Linked DNA regions of Homo sapiens: region 1 is linked to region 2. A link is an interaction called in ENCODE POLR2A ChIA-PET data of the cell type or tissue named here. Cell type or tissue: PC-9. All regions are shown on one strand.

The links. Peaks named below come from ENCODE experiments on the same cell type or tissue, not always from the same donor. Only the 100,000 strongest peaks of a DNase experiment are listed, where the experiment ranks them.
Region 1: POLR2A ChIA-PET joins it to region 2 with 8 read pairs; 17 of 35 experiments call an interaction of 5 or more read pairs at or near these places.

What each region holds. Positions count from the first base shown.
Region 1 is chr22:38,098,040-38,103,039 of GRCh38, reverse strand. BAIAP2L2 (BAR/IMD domain containing adaptor protein 2 like 2) reads left to right here. Exons shown (of 14, transcript NM_025045.6): 5 at 4,558-4,629; 6 at 4,861-4,977. Among named protein-coding and RNA genes, the nearest start is that of BAIAP2L2, 10 kb to the left of the region's middle. RefSeq lists an enhancer at 4,154-4,708. In PC-9, CTCF peaks have their summits at 1,875 and 2,078 (motif pointing left); a DNase peak (open chromatin) is centred at 2,068.
Region 2 is chr22:38,216,679-38,221,678 of GRCh38, reverse strand. TMEM184B (transmembrane protein 184B) reads left to right here. Exons shown (of 9, transcript NM_012264.5): 9 at 1-2,388. The coding sequence ends at 210. Among named protein-coding and RNA genes, the nearest start is that of SNORA92, 5.5 kb to the left of the region's middle. RefSeq lists enhancers at 2,150-3,001, 2,274-3,473. In PC-9, no CTCF peak of the experiment used is centred here; a DNase peak (open chromatin) is centred at 2,928; H3K27ac peaks cover 3,503 bases.

The sequences.
Region 1 (5,000 bases), 120 kb after region 2:
GAGTGTCACTCTGTCTCCCAGGCTGGAGTGCAGTGGTGTGATATCGGCTCACTGCAAGCTCCGCCTCCCAGGTTCACGCCATTCTCCTGCCTCAGCCTCCCGAGTAGCTGGGACCACAGGCGCCTGCCACCATGCCGGGCTAATTTTTTTTTTTTGGTATGTTTAGTAGAGACGGGATTTCACCGTGTTAGCCAGGATGGTCTTGATATCCTGACCTCGTGATCCACCCGCCTTGGTCTCCCAGAGTGCTGGGATTACAGGTGTGAGCCACCGCACCCGGCCGTGCCTGGATAATTTTTAAACTCTTTTTATAGAGATGAGGTCTCACTATGTTGCCCAGGCTGGTCTTGAACTCCTGGCCTCAAGCAGTCCTCCCATCTGGGCCTCCCAAAGTGCTAGGATCACTTTTAGACCATTGATTCATTTTCTTCTGTTTCATGGGCCTTTCTGGTGTGTTTTGGTTGTCAGTAGGAATGTTATTCTCTTCCATATTCTCTTTTTTCTAATAATAACTTTCTATTGGATTTCACCTCAGAGATTGTCTGTGGAAAAGTAGGTTTTTTCCTGAAATTGTAAAAGGAGCACAGTCAAGACAGCTCTTCTCACTTTGCAAGATCTCTTTCTGTTGTTCTTATGTAGTTTTCCAAAAATATGGCAGCTCCCTTTCTGCAATTTCCTGGTTCCGTTCATGCTCCTACTTTTGTTAGACTTTCTCTTTCCTTTTGTGTCTGTTGTCCTTGTTCCTGATTTTGATCCTCCTCACGGCATTCTCTCCTCCACATGGGCCCTGTCTGGATGGGAGCCTGGCTGGTCAGTTTCAAGACTTCCTAGAGGCTCGACTACTCCAGCCCCTTCAGACTTTACCAGGGACCTCTTACCTTCACCCTTTGGACTCACAAACTCCTTGGAGTTTCAGCTGCTGTTCACAGACTGGCCTACTGAGCTTCCCATGACCATCTGCTGGCCATGTCGGGGTGCACCTGTGCTCAGGTCCCTCAACGCCCAGCTACCTCCCACTGCTCCATCCACATGGATGCTGGTCACACTGACCTCACAGCCGGTGCTGATTTTTGTTTGGAGGGTTGTAGAGATATACTGTCATAGTTTTGTTCTGAATGTTGTCTTGAGTTTATTTTTTTCTTTTGGTGGTTTTGTTTGTTTTGTTTTGTTTGTTTGTTTGTTTTTTGAGACGGAATCTTGCTCTGTCACCCAGGCTGGAGTGCAATGGCGCCATCTCAGCTCACTGCAACCTCTGCCTCCCGGGTTCAAGCGATTCTCCTGCCTCAGCCTCCCAAATAGCTGGGATTATAGGCGCGTGCCACCATGCTCGGCTAATTTATGTACTTTTAGTAGAGATGGGGTTTCACTATGTTGGCCAGGCTGGTCTCAAACTCCTGACCTCAGGTGATCCACACACCTTGGCCTTCCAAAGTGCTGTGATTACAGGCATGAGCCACTGTGCCTGGACTTTTTTTTTTTTTTTTTTTTTTTTTGAGACAGGATCTCACTGTGTCACCCAGGCTGGAGTACAGTGGTGCAGTCACAGCTCATTGCAGCCTAGACTTCCTGGGCTCGGGCAATCCTCTCACCTCAGCCTCCCAAGTAGCTAGGACCACAGGCATGAACCACCACGTCTGGCTTTTTTTTTTTTTTTTTTTTTTTTTTTTTATGTAGAGACAGCATCTTACTATGTTGCCCAGGCTGGTCTGGAACTCTTGGGCTCGAGCAATCCTCCCACCTCAGCCTCCCAAAGTGCTGGAATTACAGGTGTGAGCCACTGTGCCTGGCTAGTCTTAAGTTTTTTATTTTGCTGTCTGGTTTCTCCATTCATTTTTAGGAGAAGATGAAGGAAGGTTTTGAAACTACATTTTATTTCCACCATCATCCCAGACCTGAGTTTTTTTTTCTACTGAGGTAAAGTTTACATACAATAAGATGAAGTTCCTAAATATGTTGAGTGTTAAGTTCAACAGATTTTGACAATTGTATGCCCTGTGTGGCCACCATGTTAAACAGGATTTATTTAGAACGTTTCCATCAACCCAGAAAGTTCTCTTATGTCCCTTTTGTCAGTGTCGCCCCCTAGGGGCAAAGGCTTTCTGACTTCTATCTCTGCAGATGAATTTTGCCTGTTCTAGTGCTTCGTTTGAGTGGAACTGTGCCCTGTATATTCTTTTGTGTCTAGCTTCTTTCACTCAGCATAAGGTCTGTAAGATTAATTCATGTTGTTGCATTGTATGAATCTGTTTGTGTCACTATCAAGGAATACCTGAGACTGGGTAATTTATAAGGAAAAGAGGTATATTTTGGCTCATGGTTCTGCAAACTGTACAAGCATGGCACCAACATCTACTTAGCTTCTCATGAGGGCCTCAGGAGGCTTACAATCATGGCGGAAGGTGAAGGGGTAACAGGTGCGTCACATGGCAAGACAGCAAGAGAGAGAGTGGGGAGGTGCTAAGCTTTATTTATTTATTTATTTATTTATTTATTTATTTATTTATTTATTTATTGAGACGGAGTTCCACTCTGTTGCCCAGGCTGGCATGCAGTGGTGCGATCTCGGCTCACTGCAACCTCCGCCCCCTAGGGTTCAAGCGATTCTCCTGCCTCAGCCTCCCGAGTAGCTGGGATTACAGGCAGCCGCCACCAGGCCCAGCTGATTTTTTTATTTTTAGTAGAGACGGGGTTTCAGCATGTTGGCCAGGCTGGTCACAAGCTCGGCCTCCCAAAGTGCTGGGATTGCAGGTGTGAGCCACCACGCCTGGCCTGAGTTCACAAAATTTAAGGAGGCAGTGCTGTGACATTCACACTAGCGCAGGGTCGGGAAGGCTTCCTTTTGATTGGATCCAGCGGAAAGCGGCCCCTCAGAAGCATCTACCTGGCATTTCTATAACAACGCACGTTTCTGTTCACCGTTGTATCACTCTGGAAACCTACGTGCCACTTCCTTCTTGGTGCTGACACCCTTCTCTACACACACACTGGCAGCCATAGCTCAGGGTTTCAGTACCAAAGAGGCACCCTCAAGCTCCCTTGCAGACTAGTGGGCACCAAAGTTTGGGAAATAACTGTGGGAGAAAACCTTAAACTTTAGAAATTTTATTATGTAGTGATTTTTTTCTGCATATTGGGAGGAGATTGCCAGCATTCCTTTTCTGGGCGATCCCCTAGCCCCGTGGGATGATGTGAGGACACCTAGAGCAGGAGGAAGGACCCACTGTGGGAAAAGGGTGTGTGGACAGAGGCTGCGCAGAGGCGGGAGGGCCTCCAGAGGAGGACGTGTCCGCGGGGTTGGGGAAGCACCTCTTGTGTCCCATGCAGCCTGAACCCTCCTGCAGCTGGAAGGGTTTAGGTCCAACTGCCCAACAACATGGAGTGACTCAGAGAAAGCTGATGGAGAATACAGGGTACCAGGGCATCACCTGGGCCCACAGAATCGAAGCTCATCAAGCTCTCAGAGAGCAGCTGGTCAAGCCTTTCCTTTTTCTTTTTTTTTTTCTTTTGAGACAGAGTTTCACTCTGTCACCCAGGCTGGAGTGCAGTGGCGTGATCTCCGCTCACTACAACCTCCGCCTCCCTGGTTCAAGTGATTCTCCTGCCTCAGCCTCCTGAGTAGCTGGGATTACAGGCACGCACCACCATGCCTGGCTGATTTTTGCATTTTTAGTAGAGATGGGGTTTCACCATGTTGGCCAGGCTGGTCTCGAACTCCTGGCCTCAGGTGATCCACCCACCTCAGCCTCCCAAAGTGCTGGGATTACAGGCGTAAGCCACCATGCCCAGGCTGGTCAAGCCTTTCCTGTTACAGATGGGGCAACTGAGGCCCAGAGATGGGTGGCAACTTGTCCAAAGTCACAAAGCAAATAGGAGGCAGAACTAGAATGAGGACGAAGCTTCTGAGCCTGAGCCCAGCAGCCTTTCCTGTCCTGCCCCGGTGGCCAGACATCCACTTGCCATGGGAACCTGTCACCTCCCAGGCCCATCTGAGACCTCAACAGCTTCTGAGTGTTTTTGCTGGGCTGTGCCCTGCCCATGGTGCTGAGGACACAGAGGTGAGCCATGGCCATAGCAGCTCCAAGGGGCTATGCATGGGGCCCTGGCCATAAATTCTGTATACAACTGGAGGAATGGACAACGAAGGAACAAATGTGCACCCATTCCAGAGACAAAACGAGGGAGCAATGGATTCTGCTTGGGAAAGTCAGGAAGACAGGAAGCTGGCACTGGAAGATAGGGAGGAAATTCCAGGCAGAGGGAATGATGTCATCAAAGCACAAACTAAGAATAAGACAAAAAATAAGAACCAGAAGACTCTGACACACTTATCAAGGGTTCGTTTCCAGGCAGCACTGCACTAAACATTGTGAATGTTTAACCATTTCGTCCTCCCTCCAGCCAGGTGGTGTTCTTGTCTCCGTTTCTCTGACAGGTGGGCAGGTGCCTGGTATATTAGGAGCACGATGGGCAGTCTGTTATAGCAGAAAGTGCAAGGGGGTGCTGGGGCCTGGGAACAGTAGGGGGGCCTTGATCACCCTCACCCTGCACTCCGCTCAGGTGCAGACATTCCATGGAGGCCTGCTGCAGCACATGGAGAAGAACACCAAGCTGGACATGCAGTTCATCAAAGTGAGTCTGGCCTCCCCACTCGGCCCCCAACTCACTGCAGGCAGGACCCCCTCTCCCATTTGACAGGTAGGCACACACAGGCCAGTGCTGAGCACTGACTGGGCCCCAGATTATCCATGTTCCCAGCTGAGCCCCAAGTCTCCAAACTTCCAGGGCCCTGATCTCTGGGAGGGGTGTCTTGAGCTCTCTGATGTGGGGGGATTCTCCCTCCCCGACTCCACCCTACCCCAGGACAGCCGCCAGCACTATGAGCTCGAGTACCGCCACCGAGCGGCCAACCTGGAGAAGTGCATGTCTGAGCTGTGGCGCATGGAGCGCAAGAGAGACAAGAACGTGCGGGAGATGAAGGTGCGAGGGCCGGGAAGCGGGGG
Region 2 (5,000 bases):
AGCCTCAAGGAGACCATGAACCCGCACGACATCGTGCAGGACGCCATCCACAACTTCTCACCTGCCTACCAGCAGTACACGCAGCAGTCCACCCTGGAGCCTGGGCCCACCTGGCGTGGTGGCGCCCACGGCCTCTCCCGCTCCCACAGCCTCAGTGGCGCCCGCGACAACGAGAAGACTCTCCTGCTCAGCTCTGATGATGAATTCTAGGTGCGGGCTGCAGTGGCGGAAGTGCTGGCGCCATAGCCACGGTCAGGCTGTGCCCCACCTCCAGCCTCACCACCAGGCCAGGAGGCAGCTGGCACAGTGCTCACGCCGCCTTTATTTATTGGACCAGAAACACTCACATGTCACTTCCAGAGGAACGGGGGACAGCCAGGCTCGCCCATGGGCCTTCAGGAATATTTATACATGGCCCAGCCTGCACTGCCCGGGCGAGGGCAGAGGACACTGGGAGCAAGGCTTATGCCCCTGCTGCCCGTCCTGTGCTGGGGGCATGCTGGGACCAGCCGCACCCAGGCCCCAATGCTTGTGTGTGGACCAGCGGCTGCAGCCTTCTAGCCCCTCCTCCCCGCGAGACTCTCAGGCTGAGGTCGGCAAGCCGTGGCTCCCCCACACACCGTGCAATACCCTGTCTGACCTGGGCTCTTCCCGCCTGCATCCCTCCCCTGTCCACCTTTGTCCAGTGCTAGATTCACCTCACCCCGGGCAGGAGTGGGGATGTGGGCGCTCTGTGGTCCTCCCCTCCTGACCCAGGCCTCTGTGGCATGCTGCAAGGATCAGAGCCAGACACCAGGAGTCACAGGCCCCACCCAGGAAGGGCATTCAGGGCCCCTGGGCACCGCTTCTGTTGAAGCAGGGGCTTCTGGGCCCCTGGGTATCCCCACCTGTCGTGGCCACACCTCTGCCTGCCTCATGCCCCTTCCCCCTGGCCTACCAAGGACAGCCCACAGCCCGCACTGCCGGCTCACTTGGGTCCTTCCTCGATAGCTTTGGGCAGAGCCCTTGCTTCCTGGCTGCTTCAGGGCTCAGGGGCTCCCAGCCCTCCTTCCCAGGCTGATGCTGGGTCCTCTCTCTCTTTGGGGCTTCTCCCTCCCGTTTCAGGGGAAAGGTCTGAGTCTCCACGTTTCAGACCAGCTTCTGGGGGAAGGCAGTCCGGCAGGGAGACCGGGAGGGGTGGCCACACAGTGGGGAGCTGGGAGGTGGGGGGAATGGTCCCAGACTCCTCTCGGGGCCCCTATCCACACAGGGCCTGGTGTTCTACCCCATCTGGCCCCTGGCCCATCTCTTCTGTGCCTTAGTCACATATGAAAGCGCCCCTCCCTGGCTCCCCATCTGTCCCACACGCTCCCTGGGGCTCTTAGTTCAGCTGCTGGCACTCGCAGGATCCTGCAGTGCTGGGCCCAGAGCCCTTGGACAGGCCTCAGGAGTGGTCAGGACCACCAAGCCCCTCCTCTCCCCCTCCACACCTCTAGACCTGGGGCCTCCGGAACCCCCAGCAGGCTGGGCTTATACTAGCTCCTGACTTAGGAAGAGCCTCGTGTCACAACACGTGTCCCTACAGGCAAAGTGTCCTGGCATTTAAAACCCAGATTATCCCTGGGTTTGGGCTGCAGTCACCTGGAGAAGCTGGTAGGGTAAGGGAGAGGGACCCTGCCGGTGTTCACTGGGGATTCTTTCTTTTGGTCCTTCCTGGAATGAACAGGTTCCCTCCCTGCCACCTGTGAGGAGAGTTGGGGCCCAGCCGTCTTCCTGGCCTCCTTCCTTTCCTCGTGGCAGAGGCCTGCATGTGGGTGCCAGAGGCCAGCTCTCCCCCTCCATCTTGGGGGGGCGGAGCAGTTGGGCCCAAGCTGCCCGGGAGGGTGGGTGCAGACACAGGCTGAGGACCAGCCCTGGCCCTGCCCCGCCATCTGCTTTCACCAAGCTGTCTCTCCACCGTGGCTTCCCTTCTCCCTCCAGGCCAAAGTGCTGCTGATTCCCACTCCCTTGGTTTTCGCCTGCCCAGCGTTGCTGTTTGCGTGGAGGGTGGGGGGAGCTCAGTGGCAGGGAATCAGCGGTCCGTGGGGTCGTGGGGACGGGAACATGTGCCCGACCGCTCCATCCCCTCCTCCTCCTTAGGATGCATAACCTACCTTGTCTTTTTTTTTTTTAATTTTCTTTCCAGGTAGAGTAGCTCTTTGTACATAAAGAATACTTGAAAAATTAATTGTATGATGTATGAGAAGACAGAGTCTCCTAGTTTTGTATCTTGTTGTATGACTGCCATGAGTTCCACCAGAAAGCCACTCTATTTTGGTCTCTGTGACATTTTAAATGCGTGACAGAAGTGAGCAAATAAAGTGAGGAAGAAATCTATATATGAGATAATATAGATTGTATTGAAATCTCTGCCTGTGGGTGAGGTTTTTCCTTCCTCCTCCCTGCCCCCTGCTCTGGCTTTGGGGTGGGTGGAGTGGCTGTGGGTACAGGCGGCTTAGGAAACCCTCTCCTTCCTGTGTGTAACCTTTCAGTGATGGGGGTTCGGATTGATAGGGACCAAGGTCAAGGCCCAGGCCCCCCTTGGACAAAGGGTCTCCCCAACCTCCAGCCAGTTCCCAACCCAGGACGGCCGGGCCGCAGGCGGTCGATGCTCCTTCCCTGTTTGGTCAACCAGGTCCATGGGGCCCACATGCTGGCAGCCCCGCTCCTGCAGGCATCTCCCAGGATTTCCTGGGATCCCCCTTTCAGACGAGCTTCCTGCGTCTCTGGGACTGTCCTCCACCCTGGGACCCTCAGGGCCAGGGACCCTGGGGCAGGGGGCCGCTGGCTGTGGGCACAGTGCCTGGCCTCTCTGGTACCGCATGCCTTCTTGGGGCCTGGCTTGCTGCTGACGGGAGCACTCAGGAATGCGGTGTGGGTGGGGGAATTCCCACCAGCCTCCCGAGGCGGGTAAATAGCCTGCGTCCTCCCGCAGCTTCCTGCTGCCCTTCCCGCAGGCCTGAGCTCAGCATTTCAGGGTCATGGGCTTGGCAGGGAAAGCACCGAGCCCCAACCTGAGAAGGGGAGAAAGCCCCGTGGACACGGCCTACCTACGTGATCTGGCCCTTTCCCGGACTCAAATCCTGCACCTTCGCCCAACTGGTCCCTTACCCCGCGGGCCCCATACCCAGCCAGCCCCATACCCAGCCATAGAGTTGGCCTCACCTCGGTCTGTGCCACTGTAAATGTGTGTTCGGAGTGTTAAAACCTGCAGCCCCACAGGTCTCCAGGGTTTTTCGCACGTAATGCCCCATAGCATCTTCATTTTACAGATGGTAAACTGAGACTGTAAGAAACCAAATAAGTACCAAAGATCCCACAGCTAAGAACAGACACCTAGATTCAAACCCCAATTGCCGTGACCCACAGACCACAGTATACTCCACTCCTTCTTCAGGGTGCCCCAGAAGGGCTGGCAGATTGGGTTGAAATTAGTGAGTTTGAGGCCTAGGACAAGACACAGGGTTATGGTTTAGGCCTGCAGGTGGGGGCTGGGAAAGCCACTCTCCCTGCCTCCCTGGGCATTCCGAAACATGGGGAAGATAGTTTCCACTTGGCTGTAGAAAATCAGATCTCAATGTGAAAGTGCTGGAAAAATTACTCTGAAATCTGGGTTTTTTCCTCTCTGGGTGGGACTGTCTGTTCACTAAAGGGATGCCCAGGGAATTTAACCCTAAATTTCTTCTTCTTTTGAGACAGGGTCTGTGTCACCTAGATTGTGCAGTGGTGCAATCATAGCTCACTGCAGCCTCAAACTCCTGGGCTCAACCACACCACCATGACTGGCTAATTGTTTTCTTTTCTTTTCTTTTCTTTTTTTTTTTTTTTTTGAGATGGAGTCTTGCTCTGTCACCCAGGCTGGAGTGCAGTGGCGCGATCTCAGCTTACTGCAACCTCTGCTTCCCGGGTTTAAGCGATTCTCTCTTGTCTCAACCTCCTGAGTAGCCAGGACTACAGACATGCGCCACCACACTCAGCTATGTTTTTCTGTTTTTTGTTTTGTTTTTCTTTTTTTTTTTGAGACGGAGTCTCACTCTGTCGCCCAGGCTGGAGTCCAGTGGCGCGATCTCAGCTCACTGCAAGCTCCGCCTCCCGGCTTCACACCATTCTCCTGCCTCAGCCTCCCGAGTAGCTGGGACTACAGGCGCCCGCCACCATGCCCGGCTAATTTTTTTTGTATTTTTAGTAGAGACGGGGTTTCACCGTGTTAGCCAGGATGGTCTCGATCTCCTGACCTCGTGATCTGCCTGCCTCAGCCTCCCAAAGTGCTGGGATTACAGGCATGAGCCACCGCACCCGGGCCATGTTTTTTTTTTGTTGTTGTTGTTTTTTGTATTTTTAGTAGAGACGGGGTTTCACCGTGTTAGCCAGGATGGTCTCGATCTCCTGACCTCGTGATCCGCCTGCCTCAGCCTCCCAAAGTGCTGGGATTACAGGCGTGAGCCACCGCACCCGGGCCATGTTTTTTTTTTGTTGTTGTTGTTTTTTGTATTTTTAGTAGAGACGGGGTTTCACCATGTTGGTCAGGCTGGTCTTGAACTCCTGACCTCAAATGATCCACCCGCCTCAGCCTCCCAAAGTGCTGGGATTACAGGTGTGAGCCACTGCGCCCGGCCTGTTTTCTTACTTTTAAATTTCTTGTAGAGATGGGGGTCTTGCTATGTTGCCCAGCCTGGTCTCAAACTCCTGGCCTCAAGTGATCCTCCCACCTCAGCCTCTTCAGTAGCTGGAACAATAGGCATGTGTACCACCACATGTGGCTAATTATTTTTTATTTTTTGTAGAGATGGGGTGTCACTATGTTGCCCGGGTTGCTCTTGGACTCCTAGTCTCAGATGATCCTCTTGCTTCAGCCTCCCAAAGTGCTGGGATTACAGGTGTGAGCCACCATGCTCCGCCAGAATCCAGTCCTAAATTTCATTGTGCCCATGGCTTTGTCTTCCCAGGAGCTCCTGTGCTCTAAGCAACCAAGAGGAAGCATC